2 separate regions of the Homo sapiens genome follow, and region 1 is linked to region 2. The links are chromatin loops, found by intact Hi-C in ENCODE. Cell type or tissue: PC-9. All regions are shown on one strand. Links, peaks and the distances in the headings refer to the core of each region. The heading gives the core; the rest is flanking DNA.

Evidence for each region. Peaks named below come from ENCODE experiments on the same cell type or tissue, not always from the same donor. Only the 100,000 strongest peaks of a DNase experiment are listed, where the experiment ranks them.
Region 1: it touches region 2 in a loop (5-fold over the local background); 13 of 110 quality-filtered maps call a loop at or near these places.

The regions. Positions count from the first base shown.
Region 1 is chr17:32,248,109-32,259,162 of GRCh38, reverse strand. LOC124903979 (a long non-coding RNA gene) reads right to left here. Exons shown (of 2, transcript XR_007065709.1): 2 at 5,789-6,078. It overlaps LOC105371731 (a long non-coding RNA gene), which reads left to right. Exons shown (of 3, transcript XR_934665.2): 3 at 121-1,129. Among named protein-coding and RNA genes, the nearest start is that of RHBDL3, 12 kb to the left of the region's middle. In PC-9, for the core only: CTCF peaks have their summits at 5,734 and 5,939 (motif pointing left); a DNase peak (open chromatin) is centred at 5,942.
Region 2 is chr17:32,439,399-32,450,452 of GRCh38, reverse strand. PSMD11 (proteasome 26S subunit, non-ATPase 11) reads right to left here and starts at 5,943. Exons shown (of 14, transcript NM_002815.4): 1 at 5,839-5,943; 2 at 3,407-3,508. The coding sequence starts at 5,929. RefSeq lists enhancers at 5,854-5,933, 5,547-6,162 and a silencer at 6,054-6,223. In PC-9, for the core only: CTCF peaks have their summits at 5,948 and 6,149 (motif pointing left); DNase peaks (open chromatin) are centred at 5,152 and 6,062; H3K4me3 peaks cover 3,437 bases; H3K27ac peaks cover 2,077 bases.

The sequences.
Region 1 (11,054 bases), core at 1,688-9,687, 190 kb after region 2:
GTGAGCATTGCCCCTGCCCTGCAGTAGCATCTTTGACTCCTAGAATGATTCTTGGCACATAGAAGGTTCACAAAAAGTATTTGCTCATTGAATGAACCTGTCCTATTTATACTTCTTCAGGCCTAGAGAAGGCCTCCCCGAGGCCAGAATCCCTGGGAAGTCTGCCCAGCATCTAGTCTCTTAGGACTTCGTTGGCCTCCTCTGGGGAAGAACATCAATTCAGCCCAGCACCTGCTCCAGTGAGGGGCTGCAGCGAAGAATGACGTGGGGTCCACGAGGCAGGCTTTTTGATGGTGAGGCCGCAGCAGCAGCATCAGCATCAGCAGCAGCAGCAGCAAGACATCCTGGAGCTCCATATTCAGTATGGCAAGAGGCAACGGGCGTGAGGGAAGCAGTCCCGAACAGAAATGCAGGAGCAGCGGTAACAGCAGCAGCCGCTGCCTGCGAGCATCAGGCAGGGGAGTGAGACAGTGGGCACTCAAATCCGTTTCCTCCATCTCTCAGCCACACAGCCCAAGCGAGGCTGTGTGAGAACTTCTCAGTGCACATTGTAAATACCATCTGTCACACTGCCTGCCCAGATGCGGCCTTCCTCCCTGCAAAGGAAGCATTCTTTATTATTTATGCAGAATGCACCCTACTTAAGTGTTGCACCACCAGCAGAGAGAAGACAAAGCCTGGAAGAGTCAAGGACTCCAGGGATCTGCTTTTCGGATAGCAGCCGGTTGGGAGGGGCTTGGTCATCCATCTTTCTGGGGTGGGAGGTTCATTCAGTCGGGCAAGGGCACTTCCCTAGGAATTAGGAGGCCTGCGTTCTCAGCTTAGTTCTCTCACCAGCTTGCTGTGTGACCTTGGGCAGACACCTCACCCCCATGGGCCTCCATTTTTTTTTTCCATCTGTAAATGCAGGGGTCAGACTAGATGATCTATGACATCCCTTCCAGCTCTAAATTCAATTGGTGTCCCTCTAACCCTTCTCCATCCTGTGCGGGCCCAGAAGCCTGTTCATTACCGTCAGCTCTCCTTCCCAGCTGGCAGGGGAAATACAGTTCAGGATCTGATTTCTTTTTCTTTTTCTTTTTCTTTTTTGAGACAGAGTTTTGCTCTTGTTGCCCAGGTGCTGGAGTGTAATGGCGCGATCTTAGCTCACCGCAACCTCTGCCTCCCGCATCCTCCTCCTCCCGGGTTCAAGTGATTCTCCTGCCTCAGCCTCCTGAGTAGCTGGGATTACAGGCATGTGCCACCATGCCCAGCTAATTTTGTATTTTTAATAGAGACGAGGTTTCTCCATGTTGGTCAGGCTGGTCTCGAACTCCCAACCTCAGGTGATCTGCGTGCCTTGGCCTCCCGAAGTGCTGGGATTACAGGCGTGAGCCACCGCGCCCGGCAGGATCTGATTTCTTAGTACCTGAGAGCAGGACAAGGGGCCAGCAGACCTAGGCTCTTGTCCAAGCTCTGTCACTGTTTAGCCTTGTGGCCCTGGGGAAGGCAGTTTCCTAATCTCAGTTTTGTCTTTTGTGAAACCAGTGGGAGGGACTAAGAGATTTCTGGAGGAGAATCCATCTCTAAATTCCATAATCCCTGATTTTCCCTTCCAAAACACTGCTGATAAACACGTTTACAGACCAAGTCTCTAGACCTGGAGATTAGTGAAACATAGTTCTCTGCCCTCAGTGAACTCGAAGTCAGGTGGAAAAGGCATGCTAGCTAAAAACAACTGCAGGTGCAATGTGACAGGTACAAGTAGAGATGGGTGCAAAGGATGTGGTGGCATTAAGGCGTCCAAGTAGGTGATGCTGGAGCTGGATCTTAAAAGATTGAGTAGGAGTTCACCAGGTGGATGGGGCCTGATGTGTTCAAGACAGAAGGAACTGCATGTACTAAGGCAGGAAGGTGTGAATCTGCATTGGAACTGCCCACTTGTCCACTGTTAGGCTGACAGTGACATTCGGGGAGTCTTTGCATTGACTGCTTCCTCTGCCCCCCCTTTAGAACAATCTGGTACTCCCTGGGTTGGGATGAGGGGACTTATGGTTGACGGCTCCATATGGCTTCCCTGCCCATGAAGTGCATCACCAAGGAGATGAGTGACTTGAGTAAGTCTCCCCTTCCACATGCCGGTATCTGTTCTCTGAATGAAAATCAGCGAAGCAGACTGAAACTGAGGGGCTGGCTCAAAGGGTCTGAAGGTGACCCATAACTCTTCAGCCTCGCCCACCATCAGGCCAGGTCAGAGGAGGAACGTGGCACTGTGCAAAATGGGGCCCAGTGGCTGACGTGGGCCGTCTCGGTTTGTTGGGCATCCTCCCCTGTGCAGCCAAAGCACGTGATCTGTCCTACAGCTGGGGTGGCCTGTTGTGGCTCCTTGGGGAGCTGTCCACGTCATCTGCAGAGAGATGAAATCAACCTGTCCCTTCTCCGTGAAGGACATCCTGCAACAGAAATGCACTTCCCCCAAACCCAGCTTCTCAATGTGGTCACTGTAGCTCTGGGCTGCAGCTCACATGCCTGGCTCTGCATACTCCAAAATACACAAGAACGGCAGAGGGGAGACGCATGCATCCAAGACATCATTAGCTGTGAGCAGCCTCATAGGCTGTGAGCCATGGGGTTAACCAGGCTCAGAGAAGGCCTGCAAAGCGGCAGTAAACATTCTGCTGGCTTGGCTTGGCTTGCTGCAACAATTTATATCCCAGGAAAAAAAGGGGCCAAAAGTCACGGAAATAACAGAAATGCTGAAGGAACTGGCACATTTGCCAGATGGTTCCTGGGGCACAATCGTATTTGCAGAGGGACAGTCTGCAGCGGAGGTCCTTTCATCAGAGAGCAAAGACTCTGGCTGACCGCTCATTCATTATCCCAGGACTCACTTGGAGGAGGGTGGTGGCTGGAGCACACCCACGCTTGTCCTTCCTTCCCGGAACCTTGAAGCTGTGGTTGCCTGAAGCTGAAGTGGCATTTGGGATTGGGCCTCTCCAAACACCCACAGCTCTGCTTCTTTAGACACCTGCCACCTGTGTCTCTTTTTCCCAACTTACACCAGCCAGTCCATTCTCCCAGCTGCCAGCTGTCATTTTCTCCTTAGTGCAACTGGTCAGATTTTAGTAAATAACACAGCTTGGGCTCTGACAATATGAATTCAGTTGTGCTGCCAGGGCCGAACTATGAGGCAGTAGGGACAAGGCTGGGACAGGCTAAGTGGGCTTGAAAATATGAATAACCCGGCTGGGCGCGGTGGCTCACGCCTGTAATCCCAGCACTTTGGGAGGCAGAGGCGGGCAGATCACGAGGTCAGGAGATCGAGACCATCCTGGCTAACACGGTGAAACCCCGTCTCCACTAAAAATACAAAAAAAAAATTAGCCGGGCATGGTGGCGGACGCCTGTAGTCCCATCTACTTGGGAGGCTGAGGCAGGAGAATGGCGTGAACCTGGGAGGCGGAGCTTGCAATGAGCCGAGATCGCGCCACTGCACTTCACCCTGGGCGACAGAGCGAGACTCCGTCTCAAAAAAAAAAAAAAGAAAAGAAAAGAAAAGAAAATATGAATAACTGGAAGGGCATTTAAAATTATTTGCTGCATTATCACAGAATTTTCAAGAACTCATTGCTTTGTCCTGGTATTGCATATGTCTGTGTTTGTCTTCCTCCATTAAACTAGAGACTTTTTTTTTTTTTTGAGACAGACTCTCGCTCTGTCACTCAGGCTGGAGTGCAGTGGCGCAATCTCAGCTCCCTGCAATCTCCACCTCCCAGGTTCAAGCAATTCTCCTGCCTCAACCTCCCAAGTAGCTGGAACTACAGGAGCATACTACCAAATCTGGCTAATTTTTTTGTATTTTTAGTAGAGATGGGGATTTACCATGTTGGCCAGGCTGATCTTGAACTGGTCTCAAATGATCCACCTGCTTCAGCCTCCCAAAGCCAGGATTCCAGGCATGAGCCACTGCGCCCAGCCTAAACTAGAGATTTTGAGCAGTAGGGAAGATGTCTGTCTTGGCTTTGCTACATTCTCCATGCGGATTGGTGGTTATAGCCTGAATCATGCTGTTGCCCCCAGAAACCTTGGTCATGGGGGTGATGGGGTGAGGGTGAGTGGACAGTCAACACAAAGGCATCACTACAAGCAGAGGCCCTATTCTTGGTGGTCAGTGCCTACCTCTGCATAAGGACAGTGTCATAGCAGCAGAGGGAGGCTGTGCGTGGTCAGCTACTTATTGAAAGGGTGCCCACCTATTAGAAGTTCTATAATTGTCCATTTATTGCAACTTCTGTGTTATATGATGACCTCCTTAAGGAAAGGATGTCTCTATAATCATCTTACTTTCTCTACATCCTAGTACCATGCTTGTCAGTGTGGCATTGAGGGATTTGGTGGAAAACATACATATTTATCCATTTAGACTTCCATTTGCATCTGGCAGGATAACTTTCAGCAGGCTGGTTAACCTCAATGAGCCTCAGTTTCCTTGGATTTAAATGAGGCTAATATTACCCATCTTGTGAGGATGTAGGTAAAAAGGATGGGACAGTACTTGGCACAGAGTAGCTCTCAGTAAGCATCCGTTCCCCATTCCTTCCCCGCCCAGGATACTCAATACATGGAGTTGAATAAATGAATAAATTATTTCAGAGATGAATACACTTTGGCATCTTTCTTGGATATATTCACACTCCCCAAAGCCCAAATATTGCAGTTAAAAAAAAAACATCCAACGGCCGGGTGCGGTGGCTCATGCCTGTAATCTCAGCACTTTGGGAGGCCAAGGCGCGTGGATAGTTTGAGGTCAGGAGTTTGAGACCAGCCTGGCCAATGTGGTGAAGCCCCGTCTCTACTACAAATACAAAAGTTAGCCAGGCGTAGTGGTGAGCGCCTGTAGTCCCAGCTACTCGGGAGGCTGAGGCAGGAGAATCACTTGAGCCTGGGAGGCACAGGTTGCAATGAGCCAAGACTGCACCACTGCACTCCAGTTTGGGCGACAGAGTGAGACCCTGTCTGAAAAAAAAAAAAAAAAAAAAACAACTAGGTAACCGAATTTGCAGGAGGCAGCCATCCTACAGCAGGGGCTAAAATGGTTTCCAGCAGATGGAGAAGCACCTCTGTTGTTTTCTAAAGGGAAATACATGCCTGTAATCCCAGCACTTTGGGAGGCTGAGGTGGGAGGATCATTTGAGCCCAGGAGTTTGAGACCAGCCTGGGCAACATAGTGATACTCCATCCTGACAAATAAAAAATTTAAAAATTAGCTGGGCACAGTGGCAGGCACCTGTAGTCCCAGCTACTCAGAAGGTGGAGATGGGGGGATTGTCTGAGCCCAGGAGTTCAAGGCTGTAGTGAGCTGTGTTTGCACCACGGCACTCCAGCCTGGGTAACACAGTAAGACCTTGTCTCAAAAAATAAACAAATACATAAAATAAAATAATGCAAAGAAACTACATCAGGAAACACGACTAGACGTGGTGGATCACGCCTGTAATCCCAGCACTTTGAGAGGCCGAGGCGGGTGGATCACCTGAAGTAAGGAGTTCGAGACCAGCCTGGGCAACATGCGGAAAGCCCGTCTCTACTAAAAATACTAATATCAGCCGGGTGTGGTCGCGGGCGCCTGTAATCCCGGCCACTTGGGAGGCTGAGTAACGATAATCGCTTGAACCCAGGAGGCAGTTGTTGCTGTGAGCTGAGATGGCGCCACTGCACTCCTGCCTGGGCGACAAGACCAAGACTCCATCTCAAAAAAAAAGAAAAAGAAAAAGAAAGAAACTACATCAGGAAACAATGCCACAGGACCTTGTGTTTGACCTCTTTTATTTCTCTGCTTGATACAGAAAGCACCCAGTTGGTACCTAATAAATGCACACTAAAGGCTTTGCCTCCTTAGAGGTGCTGGAGTAGCAAGACTGGCTGGGCGCCACATGAAGTCCTGGAGCCACAGTGTCCTCTAGTGGGAAAATGAGGCCATAGCACCCCACAGAGCTGACAGACACACAGTGCGGTGCCAGAGCTGGGCAGTTTCCCTAAAGTGACCTGGATTAGTCTCAGTGCAGGCGCCAGGGCAGACTTCCAGGGCTGTTTTCATGCCTAGAAAACAAAAAACAAACAAACAATACACTTTACAGGACGTGTTTTTCTGCACGTATTACTCAGAAAGCCATTGCAGCCACATTTGTTCCTTAAAATTAATTGTCAGTCAATTTGCGGGTCTAGGCGATAATGATAGGCTAGCATCACAGAAAGAAACCAGATATTTGCTGCCTCTGATGGAAGTATACAGCACCCCCTAAGTATTTTTGCTACAGAATTGAACGTGAATCTGTTCAAGTCTCTAGATCCAATTCACAGGAAATACATTGGTCATTAATGAATAAATATATTTAGAAGAGTATGTTGAATGACACCACAGGTATATGATCAGGAAAATCCATACCATAGGAAACTACAGGACAAATCACCTGGTTTCGTCAGCAATATATATTTGATCCTGACTTAAAAAAAACAAGTGAAAAAAAAAGACTTGTTTAAAGAGTTGGGGCGATCCAAACACTGTATATTTGATCTTAAGGAATTGTGGTTTTTTTGAGACAGGGTCTTGTTCTGTCGCCAAGGTTGGAGTGCAATGGTGCCATCAGGTCTCACTGCAGCCTCGACATCCCAGGCTCAATCAATCCTCCTACCTCAGCCTTCTGGGTATCTGGCACTACAGGCCTGCACCACCATGCCTGGCTAATTTTTGTATTTGTCGACATGGGGTCTTGCCATGTTGACCAGGCAACTCCTGAGCTTGAACTCCTGAACTTAAGCGATCTGCCTACCTTCACCTCCCAAAGTGCCAGGATTACAGGCATGAGCCAACATGCTTGGCCAATAGTTCATTTTTAAAGTGTGAAGATGGTATTGTGGTTTTGTTTTGTTTTGTTTTAAGATTCTTTATACTTTAGAGGTACACACTGAAGTATTTTCAGATGAAATAATGGGCTATCTGGGCTTTGTTCAGCATAATTCCAAAATGGGTGGGGGAACAATGAAACAGATTGACCATGTTAGTAAGTGTTGAAGTTCAGTGGTGGGTACATGTACATGAGAGATCATTATACTATTTACTCTACTTTTGTTTTTATTTGAACATTTTAAAAAATATTTTAAAAAATCCTTACTAAGGTACGTTTTACTTTAATTCTCTTTGAGAGCCCATAGGTAACACCTTTAAAAGCCTTATTTTGCTGCCTCTGTGAGAAAACTATTTGACAGCTTCTGTAGGATGGGGTGTTATAGATTGCTTTCACCAAGCACATCTGAGAAGTATGGTCAGAATCGGGTGAACCTCTATGCTTTAAAACTTGAGGGTCAGGTGCAGTGGCTCATGCCCATAATCCCAGGACTTTGAGAGGCAGAAGTGGGAGGATCGCCTGAGCTTAGGATGTTCGAGACCAGCTTGGGCAATATAAGGAGACCTCACCTCTACAAAAAAATTTAAAAAGCTGGTGGGGGGTGGGCGTGGGCCTCTAGTCCCAGCTACTCAGGAGGCTGAGGCAGGAAGATTGCTTGAGCCCAGGAGATGGAGGCTGCAGTGAGCCGTGATGGCGCCACTGAACTCCAGCTTGGGTGACAGAGACCCTGTCTCAAAAAATAAATAAAATGGCACCATTTGAAAGAGCTTCTGTTCTTTTATTTACCCCTGGATAATAGGGTGGGAAGAGGCCAACGACCAGTGGACAGGTCATTTAAGGGCGGCTTTGACAAATGCTCTGACTCAAGGAAGCCAGTTGCACCTATGCTCCTGGCAATCTCCAGACTGTCTGCATGACGCTCTCTCCTGAGCAGTAACTCCTGACCAGAACTTCCCAAGAAAACCTCAGCAAGTGTATAGGTGGATTAAGCACCTCCTGCCTCCTTTGCAACCACCATTCTCCCCTCTGCACCAGCTTATATAAACACAGCTGTATCAGCAGCCCTCCAGCTGCCAACTCTCCTAGAAGATATTTGGCATTTTCCTATTCTGGCTAAAAATAAGTCTCAGGCTCTCCTGGGCATCTGCAGGTGGAGTGCTCATTCTGCCATGCTGGAGTTTTCTTAAGATGCTGTAAGTAAGAAACATGGAATTACTTGTATCATGTTCATGGCAGAAGCTCTGCTCCTTCCCTTGGGAAATGGTCACAAGCATAATCAAAGCTGAAAGGAGCCCTTCTGCCTGTCCCTAAAGGTCTTCACTCACTGGGTACTAACCTCGAACATGGCATCTGCAGACAGAGGGCATGGGTTCAAGTCCCAGTCCTTCTGGTTAGCTAGGTCTGGGACAGGTTCCTTAAACTCCTTGAGTCTTAGTTCTCTTATAATGGGCATGATAGTAATATCTACACCTCTTGGTTATGACAATTAAATGGTATGTGAAAAGGGCTTTGGAAACAGCCCTATAAATGTGCTATTTTTTTTCCTTCTTCTTCTTCTTTTTTTTTTTTGAGATGGAGTTTCACTCTTATTGCCTAGGCTGGAGTGCAATGGTGCGATCTAGGCTCATCGCAACCTCCGCCTCCCAGGTTCAAGCGATTCTCCTGCCTCAGCCTCCTGAGTAGCTGGAATTACAGACATGCGCCACCACACCTGGCTAATTTTGTATTTTTAGTAGAGACGGGGGTTTCTCCATGTCAGTCAGGCTGGTCTCGAACTCCCGACCTCAGGTGATCCGCTTGCCTCAGCCTCCCAAAGTGCTAGGATTACAGGCGTGAGCCACCGCACCCAGTCTATTTTTTTCCTTCTTAATACACTCTCCCACCCACCCCCCTTGGACCAACAGGCTCTCATTTATACACTCAACAAACACTTGAGACATTTTAAGAAAAGAAAACTTCAGACCAATATCCCTCATGAACATAGGTTCAGACATTCTTAAAATGTTGGCAAGTCACCTCTAACATATATGAATAGGATAATACATCGTGACCAAATGGGGTTAATCTCAGCACAGCAAGTTGGTTTAACATTTGTAAATCAATGTTGGCTGGGCGTGGTGGTTCATGCCTGTAATCCTAGCACTTTGGGAGGCTGAGGCAGGGAGACTGCTTGAGCTCAGGAATTTGAGACCAGCCTGGGCAACATTATGAGACCTTATAATGAGATTTTGTTTCTAAAATGTCAGCTAGGCGTTGTGGCACACGCCCATAGTACCAGTTACTTGGGAGATTGAGGTGGGAGGATTGCTTTAGCCTGGGTGATCGAGGCTGCAGTGAGCCGAGATCAAGGCTGCAGTGAGCCATGATTGCACCACTGCACTCCAGCCTGGGAGGCAGGGATCCCATCTAAAACAAAACAGAACCAAAAACTATGTTATTTACCATATTAACAGACTGAAGAAGGAAAACTATACGATAATCTCAATAGATGCAGAAAATCATCTGACAAAATTCAACATTTATTTATGACAGAAACTCTGAGGTGGTTGCTGTCCCAGGAACAGCCTGAAGGTGGGCAAAGGGGGAAGGAGGGAGACCAGTAGAAGCCTAGTCCATCAATCCCAGCTAGAGAAAGATTAGGGAGATAATTGGATCATGACGGTGGTGAGAGGTGGCCACTCTCTGATTATCTTGAAGGTAGGCCCAACAGGATTTGCTAATAGAATGACTGTAGGGAGTGAGGGAAAGAAAGTATCCAATAAGGATGACTCGGATATTTTTGGACTGATCAACTGAAAAGCTAAAGTTGTGGTTAATAATGATGGGGAAGATGGTGGGCATAGCAGATTTTGGTGGAATAGATCAAAAGTTTAATTTTGGACATGTTAAGTTTGAGATATACATTCAGCATCCAAGGTAAGGTGTCTAATAGGCAGAGGATATATAAATCTAAAGATAAAGAGAGAGACCATATTTGGGCTCTAAATTTGGGAGGCTTCAGCATATAGTTGGTGTTTAAATTTAGGAGAGAAATAAAATTACAAAAAATCTGAGAAAAGACAGAAAAAAGGTGTCAAGGACTCAGCCCTGTGTCTCTTCACCATTAAGATATCTGATAGAGGAAGACAATCCAGCAAAGAAGCCCGGAAAATAGTGGCCAGTGAGGCAGAAAGAAAACCAGGAGATTGTGGAGGCCAGAAGCAGACAGTGTTCCGAGGAGAAAGGAAATGTGTCAGATGCTGTTGCTGAGGGTAAGATAATGGCTGAGATCAGATGCTGTTGCTGAGGGTAAGACGATGGCTGAGATCAGATGCTCTTGCTGAGTGGTAAGACGATGGCTGAGAACTGATTGTTGAATTTGGCAATGTGGAGGACATTGGAGACCTTTACAAGAGCAGTTTCGGTATGGTAGGGGAGGTAACAAGCTGGGAGGAGTGGCTCAAGACAGAATAGGAACATCAATCTCTTCAAAAATTCTTCCAAAAAATAGAAAAGGGGAGAACACTTCCCAACTCATTCTGTGAGGCCAGTATTACCATGAAAAGTGTTACTTGGGGCCGGGCACGGTGGCTCACACCTGTAATCCCAGCATCTTGGGAGGCCGAGGCAGGTGGATCACGAGGTCAGGAGATGGAGACCATCCTGGCTAACACAGTGAAACGCTGTCTCTACTAAAAATACGAAAAATTAGCCGGGTGTGGTGGCAGGCGCCTGTAGTCCCAGCTACTCAGGAGGCTGAGGCAGGAGAATGGTGTGAACCAGGGAGGTGGAGCTTGCAGTGAGCCAAGATCACGCCACTGCACTCCAGCCTGGGAGATAGAGTGAGACTCCATCTCAGAAAAAAAAAGAAAAGTGTTACTTGGATAACAAAACTAGACAGAGACATCACAAGAAAACTACACCGGCCGGGCGCGGTGGCTCACGCCTGTAATCCCAGCACTTTGGGAGGCCGAGGCGGGCGGATCACGAGGTCAGGAGATCGAGACCATCCTGGCTAACACGGTGAAACCCCGTCTCTACTAAAAATACAAAAAATTAGCCGGGCGCAGTGGCGGGCGCCTGTAGTCCCAGCTACTTGGGAGGCTGAGGCAGGAGAATGGCGTGAACCCGGAAGGCGGAGCTTGCAGTGAGCGGAGATCGCGCCACAGCACTCCCGCCTGGGCGACAGAA
Region 2 (11,054 bases), core at 1,369-9,368:
TCTACTAAAAGAAAAAAAAAAAAAAAAAAATTAGCCGAGCATGGTGGCTCACGCCTGTAGTCCCAGCTACTTGGGGAGGCTGAGGCCCGAGAATTGCTTGAACCCAGGAGGCAGAAGTTGCAGTGAGCCGAGATCACACCACTGCACTCCAGCCTGGGCAACAGAATGAAACTCGGTCTCAAAAAAAAAAAAGGCCAGGCACAGTGGCTCATGCCTATAATCACAACACTTTGAAAGGCTGAGGTGGGTGGATCATTTGAGGTCAGGAGCCCAAGATCAGCCTGGACAACATGATGAAACTCCGCCTCTACTAAAAATACAGAAATTAACCGGGGGTGGTGGTGGGCGCCTGTAGTTCCAGCCACTTGGGAGCCTGAGGCAGGACCTCACAGAACTCAACAGATTCCTTTTAGAAGTTTTAGGCTATGAAATCCTGAGCCAAGGCATCATGTCTGATGATGCTCAACACTACTAACACTACTTGCAATCACAATTACACATCAGACATTGTTTTATTTGGTAATCCCCAAGTGATTTTTGTTGGCCAGGGATCCTATCTTAAATTTTTGAGTAGAATACTTAGCACAATGCTATGCATTTATTAAATGCATAAAAAAACTGAACATTAATGGAACAGACATATTTTCTGTTCTCAGGAGCAAACAATACAAACATATCATTAATAGCAAAGACAGCTAAATATATGTAGGCCTCAACACTTCCTTAGAGTTCCCATTGTGTATACCTATACTCATCAAACTTTCTTAGAAAACAATAAGTAACATGGAAATGTTTTTGAAAGTTCTTATAATTCATCTATTAAATTCCAATAGCTTTAGCAGTACACTTCTAAACTTCTCAGGTCACAAGGCAGGAAGGGCAAGAAATAAGGGGAGAATACATATAAAATAGGAATTTCAAGCAAAACAGTAACATTTTTGGATGAAAATTACTTAAGTATTGACTATATACCACACACTGTTCTTAATTCATGCCACTGGAGGAAAGTAGAAATTTGGATATTTCAACAACAAAAAAATCTTTTTTTGAGACAGGGTCTTGCTCTGTCACCCAGGCTAGAGCACGGCAGTGTGACCATAGCTCACTACAGCCTCAACCTCCTCGGCTCAAGCAATCCTCCCACCTCAGCCTCCAGAGTAGCTGGGACTACAGGCACATAACACCACACCCAGCTAATTTTTCTATTTTTTGTAGAGACAGGGTCTCATTATGTTGCCAGAGCTGGTCTCAAATTCCTGGGCTCAAGGGATCCTCCTACCTCAGCCTACCAAAGTGCTGGGATTACAGGCATGAGCCATCACGCCTGGCTAACAACAAAAAAAATTTTCACATCACTTCAGTTGGCTTTATAATTCAGAAAAATTACCTTATTATATTTTGCATGGAGTAATTATCAAAACTGTTTTGGAACCCCCCAAGCTCAAATTAACTGACAGACAAGTGGAATCCTTATGTATGTTAAATAGGAAGGAAGTCAGCCTAAGATGAAAAGACACCACCCACCAATGATAATTCATTTAAGTAGACAGTTATAGGAAAGCAATAACCATGATGTCATGTGGCTATATGGGCTCTGAAGTAAGACTACATGAGCTCAAATCCTAGGTCTACCAGTTATTAGTTGAATGAGCTTTGTTAAGTTATTTAACTTTTCTGTGCTCAGTATCCTCATGTGTAAAATGGTAACAAAACCTACTTCAAGTTGTTTCGAGGATTCAATTAAGTTAAACCATGTATGTGTTTAGAAGAGTAACCACTTGGCCAGGTGCAGTGGCTCACACCTGTAATCCCATCATTTTGGGAGGCCAAGGCAGGTAGATCACCTGAGGTCAGGAGTTCAAGACCAGCCTGACCAACATGGTGAAACCTCGCCTCTACTAAAAAAAAAAATACAAAATTAGCCGGGCATAGTGGCGCATGCTGGCAATCCCAGCTACTCGGGAGGCTGAGATAGTAGAATCGCTTGAACCTGGGAGGCAGAGGTTGCAGTGAGCCGAGATCGCACCATTTGCACTCCAGCCTGGGCAACAAGAGCAAAACTCTGTCTCAAAAATAATAATAATTAAAAAAAAAAAAGTTCATAGCACTCAAAAACCATTATGGATGGTTCTTTTTATAGCTACTTAATGATGTTTTAAGTAAGATATAAGGCCCATGTAAACACATCCTCACAATTTCATACATCTTTATTCAGCTCTATAGACTGAGCCTAATAATTAATAAGTTAGTTATCTTTAATTGAAAAAAATCACTGGCCGGGCACAATGGCTCACACCTGGAATCCCAGCACTTTCGGAGGCCGAGGTGGGTGGACCATGAGGTCAGGAGTTCAAGACCAGCCTGATCAACACAGTGAAACCTCGTCTCTATTAAAAATACAAAAATTAGCCAGGCTTGGTGGCGCGTGCCTGTAATTCCAGCTATTCCGGAGGCTGAGGAAGGAGAATCGCTTGAACCCAGGAGGCGGAGGTTGCAGTGAGCCAAGATCGCACCACTGCACTCCAACCCGGGTGACACAGCAAGACCCCGTCTCAAAAAAAAAAAAAGAAAAAGAAAAAAAAAATCTTTAGTTCTCAAGTTGAAGAAGTTGTGCTAACTAACCCCCATCATTCTCTTGAACAACATAATTTTAGGGAAAATAATTCATGAGGTCACTTACCAGATCTTAATCCAATCTAATCAAATAAGCTCTAAATTCACTTTAAACTTGACAAAAATCACCCATTTAAGTTTAAACAGACTTCTCTCTAAATACTATTACCACTTTACTGGTAAAAGGTCCTTCCTGATCAAAAGGACTCCCTTCTCATTCCAAGGACACACCCATCATCAGAATATTATGTCAAATCTAATCAGTCAATGGTTCAATTACAACTAGAATGTTTGAGCAATGATGTGCACAAAGTCCTAGGTATGAATGCAGAAGTCTTGGGAAGGCTCCATTTAATGTCTTATTCATTCTCATTCTGAATCTATCAAAAAAAAATGACAGTGAGTCACTTGGATACAAAATCCTTTGTCATTTTTAAATCAGGCGCTTAAAGTTGTTATCTATCTTAAATACATCAGAGTTGCTCAGTGAAATTATTGAAGACTGTTGCTGCCTCTATGTAAGGGAATACAGTGAGAATTCAAAAACCAGAAACAAATCAGAAATCACTATATCCCAACAAAAATAAGATTGTCTCTCATTTGCAAAACTAAACTACCAGGAAAGAAGTGAGTTTAAAGGCCACTTAATTGCCTGCTAAAAAACTGAAGCTCAACAAGTTGCCAAGAAAATAAAGCTGAATTCAGTTTGTGGATCAGTCCCATGATTCTTCACTCCAACAAAAGACAGGAATTTCACTGAGCATTTCAGATACAATCCATGTGTAGCACTTACCTGCAGCTTGTCCAGTCTTTGCCAGGAGAGATCCCAGTTCCAGGATGCTCTGCTCTTTGACTTGCACTGCCTCTTCATCGTTTTCCTGAATGTCACGCTTCACTGGGAGAGGAAAATGCAAACCCTCTTAAAATTCTGACCAAAAAATGAAGACTGAGGGAAATTTCACCCTCATAAGATCCATTACAAACTCAAACATATTTACCAAAAGACAAATTCTAGAGTTAAAAAAAAAAAAAAAACTCTAAGCCAGGAAAAAAAAAAGATCATATATACGTAGAATATGCTCCATGTAAATCATAAAAAAAGGATTCTTCTCTTTGATTTTAAATGTGCCTTTTCATTCTACCCAGCAGAATTTTGCTTACCTACATACACTAAGTTTCTGTTGTGGTCACTTGGTTAAAGTGAAATTAAAACAAAACAAATCCTTCATACTTATGGTGCCAAGATCTGTTCCAGTCACTATTTTATGGGAAGATATTAAACATGCCTGTGCGTTTATGCCACAAACTAAAATCAATTGACCAAGTTACTGATGCCTGTAAGTCAAAAGCGTTTCAATAAACTTTAGGTCTGTGCAAAGCCTCAGCTGATGGGTGTGTTAGGGATAAGCAGGTCTATAAAGCCATTCAAGAAAAACAACTCTATCAAAGCCCCAGATCCTGCACAGCTACACTTAGGGGAGACTGCTGCTTTTTAATGCATTGAGGTCTGTTAAAATAACTTTGTGCTATCTGTCCTATTTTCAACAGTTAATAACTATTTTAACATTCAAACATGGAATAGCCTCTCCAAGTTTGTAGTGATCATCACTAGTTACTACTACTCTTACAAAGCATCATGACTTGACAAAAACCATGATGGAGTCCAGAAAAAGTAAGGCCGTCAACCACCATGACTCAAGCTTGCTCTAACAGTGAAGCTTTCAGGGAACTCTCCCCTAGAATAGTGGGCCAACAGGAAATACTCTAATTGTAATATTTGACGTAATTTCTACTTTATGAAAGAAAAAATATTAGACACTAGACACAGACTATTAAAATTCATGCTCCTCACATTAGTTCTAAATAATAGTGTGTACTCAGAATAAAATATCCATGTAACGGTGATTGAGATGACTCTGGTTCCGTAGAAGTAACTGACCTAAGATCAGAACTTTTAAAATGAAACACCTTTTACCAATATCATTCAAAGATACACCTTGACGCCCACTTCCTCTCCTTCTCTAGTATCCCCAATGATAAAGTATCAAGATCTTGTCATTGTCCTTTCTCCGTGCAGGTCTGGAATACCAAAATTCAACACACTAAGTCAAATGCCAACATCTTGCAAGTCCCACATACAGGTGCATTCTCATACTACTTGTTGAGCCAATTCAGATCTTCCCAAACTACACTACAAAGATGCCATTACATGTGCAGTGAAGAGCTAGTCCAAGCCCTAATTGAATCCTTTATGAGTGAACATTAACGTCTTCTTCTGTCGTAATAAATTTCTGTTCACACTTGAATCCCAACAGAAAGCTGCCGGAAGCGACTGGCTGGGATTCCCATTTCAGTTTTCCTGTTGTGTGTAGGTGTAAGACCATCGTTATTACAGCGTTAAGAAATTTTAATTTTTCCGGCAACATGCAGCCGACCCGTTCCAAAGAATTCCCTGAACTCCGCGGCTGACAACTAACTCCCTTAACTCACTTCCAACCCCTACAGGCAGTCTGGAAAGATTAGTCACCTCCTCTAGCCAGGCGGTCCCGCTCCAACACCTCACTCTTACACCCTACACAGAGCAGATGAGCGTCTCGGCCACCTCCACAAACCAAATGCCAATCTGAGGTGTGTGTCACCCCTGAATTTCCCACATTCTGAAAGAGACCCTCCTCTTAGTGGAGCTTTCTGCCGTGGGGCTGAGGAGTAGCAGCTCCCAGCGTCCCGTGGAAGGAAACTCCCAGAGAAGAGCAAGCGCTCGCGCTCCCACCCGGAGCAGGCTGTGCTGATTACAACGGCGGGAAATGCCTGTCCAGAGCTGGTTTCGCCAAGGCCTTTCAAGTAGAGACTCTAGGACCAGTCCGTGACAAGCACGCCGGCCGGCACTGCTCCGGGTCCCAGACCAGCTCGTGCGGGCCAGAGCCGGGGACATGGCTAGGGAGGGATCCCCGGGGGCCCGGCTCGGCCCACTCTCCCACCCTACGCTGAGCCCCCCGTGAGTCAGCAGCCGGCGAGGGGACCCGGGGATTGCCTCAAGCCCTCCCACAAGAGTGAGACCTGGGAGGCTCTGGGGAGCTCCGAGCGGCCTGCGCCCCCGGCCCGGCCCCCCTCACACAGTGAGTCAGCAGCATCAGAGCCGGCTAGCCGGGCCCCTCTCCGCTGCCGCCGACCGACATAAGCCGAGCTGGGCCGGCGGGGCCGGGGAGGCGGCGCGGCGACCTTTACCGATGGAGTGGAGGATGTCGATGGAGGCCTCCCGGTCGGTGCTGAGTAGAGACTGGGCTCTCTGGAACTCCACCACCGCCGCCGCCGCCATCTTACCGCTCTCACACCGTCCCCGGCCGCGGCCGCCGACGCCGGAAACACACACCCGGAAAGCCCGCCCTCGGGTCCCTCCGCCTGTAGCTCCCGTGGCTCCGTTCCCAGAGCACTCCGGGAGTTGTAGTCTCTCCGCCGGGCGCGGGCTGAGGGGTGGGGAGAGCGGGACCGCCTCGCAGGTGGGCTGCAAGCTCCCCAGCGCCTCCTAGCGGGCGGCCGGCGAGGAAAAGAGGCGGTGCCCCGCAGTGGGAGCTCTAGATCGGTCCCCGCCCACCCCAAAAGAGGCTTCTTGATTCCGGCCCCGCTCGCGCACCCCTGAGAGGGGTTCCTGAGTACTGGGCTAGGTATTGAGTCAAAGCTGCGTGGCTTTCTTTGCGGCTTCCACGATTTAACCATTCATTCGGGACGATAAGTGACCTTATAAAGTGCTCGCTATGTGGCAAAGAATAGCACCATTCGAATGCGTTCCAGTGTCTGACGCCTGTGCGCCGCACACACGCTTTCCAGGCTTGACTCCCGCAGAACGCTGGCCGGCAGGTGGGCAAACCCGCCAGGACCGGAGAAAACTGTCCTCACGCGCCCATTTAACCTTGGGACAGTGCTGGACGTGATGAAGTGAAACATCACCTTTGCTCCATTCACGCCACAAATACCTCTTGGGAATCCACAGAAGCCTCACCCAGCTCCCCAGCTCAAAGAAAAAAAAAAAAAAAGGAAGGAAGGAAGGGAGGGAGGGAGGGACGGAGGAAGGAAAAAATTGAATTATTCTTCCCAATATCTTCAGCCCCTTCAACTAAAGTCACAGATATCAGTGAAGACGTCGTGTGGACGGAAAAATGACATTCTATGAGACCACTTAGGGTTAAACTTAAGAAAGGTGCTAAAAGGATACAAAGACAATTCAGTATTAAGGAAGACCTTTCTCTAGGTGATGACGATCCAAAAATGGAATGTGCTGTCCCATAAAAGGAGGCAAAAAGGGGACTAACATTGCACACCCTCCTCTGTAAGTGGATTAGGCCATTTATATTCCTCTATCTCCTTTTATTCTCCCAACAATGTTCTGTAAAGCAGATATTTACTCCCCTTTAATATGTGAGGAAACAGGGGTTTGAGTTATTTGGTGAAGCTCAAATCGTGATTGGGAGAGATAAGAGCTGCCGGTTAGGGAATGCCTTCCTAATTCCTGGGTGTGTTCACGTGAAAAGTAGTTGACATCTCATCAGGTTGTTGTAAACAGGATTCATGACTTTGATGGAGAGTTGGATTAAATGGCTTCTAGCAAGGCGCGGTGGCTCATGCCTGTAATCCCAGCACTTTGGGAGGGCGAGGTGGGCATATCGCTTGAGCCCAGGAGTTTGAGACTAGCCTGGGCAACATAGACCCCCGACTCTACTAAAAATACAAAAATTATCCGGGCATGGTGGCGCACGCCTGTAGTCTCAGCTACTTGGGAGGCTGAGGTGGGAGGCTTTAGAAGAAATCATAGGAGAGGATAGAGTGCTGGCCTCACTACAAAGAGGGAGTACCATAAAACAGTGGACCCCAACATTTTTGGCACCAGGGACCAGTTTTGTGGAAGACAATTTTTCCACGGATGTGAGGAGGGGGGATGGTTTTGGGATGAAACCGTTCCACCTCAGATCATCAGGCATTAGATTCTCATAAGGAGCAGGCAACCTAAATCCCTGGCATGCTCAGTTCACAATAGGGTTTGCCTCCTATGAGAATATAATGCTGCAGCTGATCTGACAGGGGGCGGAGCTCAGGCAGTAATGCTGGCTCCCCAGCCGCTCACCTCCTGCTGTGAGGCCTGATTCCTAACAGGCCACTGACCAGTAGTGGTCCTTGGCCCAGGGTTGGGGACCCCCACTGTAAAAGACTAGGAGTGTCTGCCAGATCTTTCTCCCAAGCTAGTGAGTCTTGCTGACTGTGGAAACTTATGAGCCCATCCCTGTGTGATCATCATGGTGAAAGTTTTGAGATGAACTAGACATGTCTCTTGAGGAGTTTGGCATGTGTGCACATTCATGAAGATGGGCACCCACTTCTAGCCTGCAGAATTCTGAATTAGGGAAGCTGGCTGGCACACTCTACAATAGGACAGGGAGAAAAGGCAACAATAGGGTAGCTTCCACTCCCTGTGTTTGACATGGCAAGGTTCTTATGAGCCAAGAGGATGCTGAAAAGGTAGATCATCCGGGACCTTCTTAAAGGAACCTATTCAGTAGGACCGTATGCTAGTGTAAGGAGACCCAGAAATAAGTTGATGGAAGTGTGGACTTCAGGAGGCAGTCACTGATGGGAGTCTTGAGATCCACAGGTAGATCCTCCAAAGAACACAAGAATACATAAATGCTCCCAACGAGAAAGAACCAGCACCTGGGTCTCTGCCTCTGACGTCATCAGTCATGTAAGAGAAGAGACCTTGACCTCTTTTAATTCCTCCTACTTCTCTGCTTTCACCAAAACCTCCTCCACCCTGGAGGAAACCCAGAAACAGCAGAGTGAGAGGGTGGAGAATGAAAAGAGTGAAACTGCAGACCAAACACAAATTTTCAACTGCCTGAGACTTAGAGACAGGGGAAAAGCTTTAAGTTAGATATGAAATTAAAGTTTTGCTTTAGGCTAGACTGGACTTTCAATCATTATAAATGGCATAAAAGAGATTTAGGGGCCAGGTGCAGTGGTTCATGCCTGTAATCTCAGCACTTTGGGAGGCTGAGGCGGGCGGATCACGAGGTCAGGAGTTTGAGACCAGCCTGGCCAACATGGCAAAACCCCGTCTCTACTGAAAGTACAAAAAAATTAGCCAGGCATGGTGGTGTGTGCCTGTAATCCCAGCTAGTCAGGAGGCTGAGGCAGGAGAATTTCTTGAACCCAGGAAGTGGAGGTTGCAGTGAGCCAAGATCACCCCACTGCACTCCAGCCTGGGTGACAGAGTGGGACTCTGTCTCAAAAAAAAGAGAGAGAGAGAGAGAGATTTATGAGATTTTCCCATGGCATCTCCAGGGCAAAGGAAGGAAAATCCAATATTTGCCTTCAACTAGGCTAGCCACTTAGTAGCTGATGACTTTAACATGTTTCTTAATTTCTCTGATCTTTGGTTTTCTCATCTACAAAACAGGGATAATAAAATCTAGCTCACCACCTGTAATTCCAGCACTTTGGGAGGCCATCTTCATTACATAATACTGAGACTCTATATTATAGGGATCACAAACTACTGTGTAGTAGTCACCTGTCATTGATTGCATCCACAGGTTAACAATGTCCCTAAATGTAAGTATTACTAAAATGAAAGTCATTCTCAGAAATGTGACATTCTCAGTGTCACACTCACCCTCTTACTATGCCATTCTTCCCCACTTTGAGATTCTTTGTACCTCCTCTGTATATCTCTAATGCTCTGGCCTTGTGAGAGTCTGGTTAGCATCCTCCTTACTGTGGTCCACAAAGTGTCGCATAATCTGGCGCCTGCCTACTTCTCCAACTTCGACTCTTATCACTTTGCCCCTTACACACTTTGCTCAGCTGACCTTTTCTTTTTTTTTTCTTTTTTTTTTTTTTTTGACTCTAACATGCCACGTTCCTTCTCACTTCAAAGCCTTTATATTTTCCCCTCAAAGGTTTCAGCTCAAAGGTCATTTCCACAAAGTGGCCTTCTGTGCAATCCCATCATAAGTAATCTCTTATGCCTTCAATCTAGTAACCATCACATCATTCTATTTCCTTCCTAGCATTTAACACAGTCTGTGATTTTATTACGTCAATTTTTAAATTTTTTTAATGTAAATTTTATTTTTACTTTTTTTTTTTAATTTTAAGTTTTTTAGACACAGGCTGGGCACAGTGGCTTACACCTGTAATCCCAGCACTTTGGGAGGCTGAGGTGGGTGGATCACCTGAGGTCAGAGTTCAAGACCTGCCTGGCCAACATGGCAAAAACCCGTCTCTACTAAAAATACAAAAATTAGCTGGACATGGTGGCAGGCACTTGTAATCCCAGCTACTCAGGAGGCTGAGGCGGGAGAATCACTTGAACCCGGGAGGTGGAGGTTACAGTGAGCCGAGATCAGACCACTGCACTCCAGCCTGGGCAACAGAGCAAGACTTCGTCTCAAAAAAAAAAAGGATTTTAGAGACAGAGTCATGCTCTGTTGCCTAGGCTGGAGAGCAGTGGCATGATCATAGCTCACTGTAGCCTTGAACTCCTGGGCTCAAGTGATCCTCCTACCTCAGCCTCCTGAGTAGCTGGGACTATAGGGATGCCCTACAATGCCGGGCTGATTTTTTTTTTTTTTTTTGAGATGGAGTCTTGCTCTCTTGTCCAGGCTGGAGTGCAGTGGTGCGATCTCTGCTCGCTGCAACCTCCGCCTCCTGGGTTCATACCATTCTCCTGCCTCAGCCTCCTGAGTAGCTTGGACTACAGGCGCCCGCCACCACGCCCAGCTAATTTTTTGTATTTTTAGTAGAGAGAGGGTTTCACCGTGTTAGCCAGGATGGCCTCGATCTGCTGACCTCGTAATCTGCCCACCTCGGCCTCCCAAAGTGCTGGGATTACAGGCGTCAGCCACCATGCCTCACCCAGCTGATTTTTCTTTTTTTGAGAGACAAGGTCTTGCTATGTTGCCCAGGCTGGTCTCAAACTCCTGGCCTCAAGGGATTCCTCCCACCTTGACCTCCCAAAGTGCTGGGATGACAGGCATGAGCCACTATGCCCAGCCTGTTTCACTTGTTTGAATCTCATCTCCCTCCAAAAGGTTGCAGGACTACATGCTATAGAAAATGAGCGCAGAATTTGAAGTCAGACAAACATGGAGCTCAATATTATCTCTGCTACCAACTAATAGTCAAATTACTTAACTATCTGATACAAAGTTTGATCATCAGTAAAACTACTTTAAAAATTGATTTTACTTAATGGTTGTACAATAATGTGATTGTATTTAATGCCACATAACTTTTTTTTGTTTTGTTTTGTTTTTTGTTTTTTGGGTTTTTTTTGAGATGGAGTCTCATATTGTCACCCAGGCTGGAGTGCAGTGGTGTGATCTCGGCTCACTGTAACTTCTGCCTCCTGGGTTCAAGAGATTCTCATGCCTCGGCCTCCTGAGTAGCTG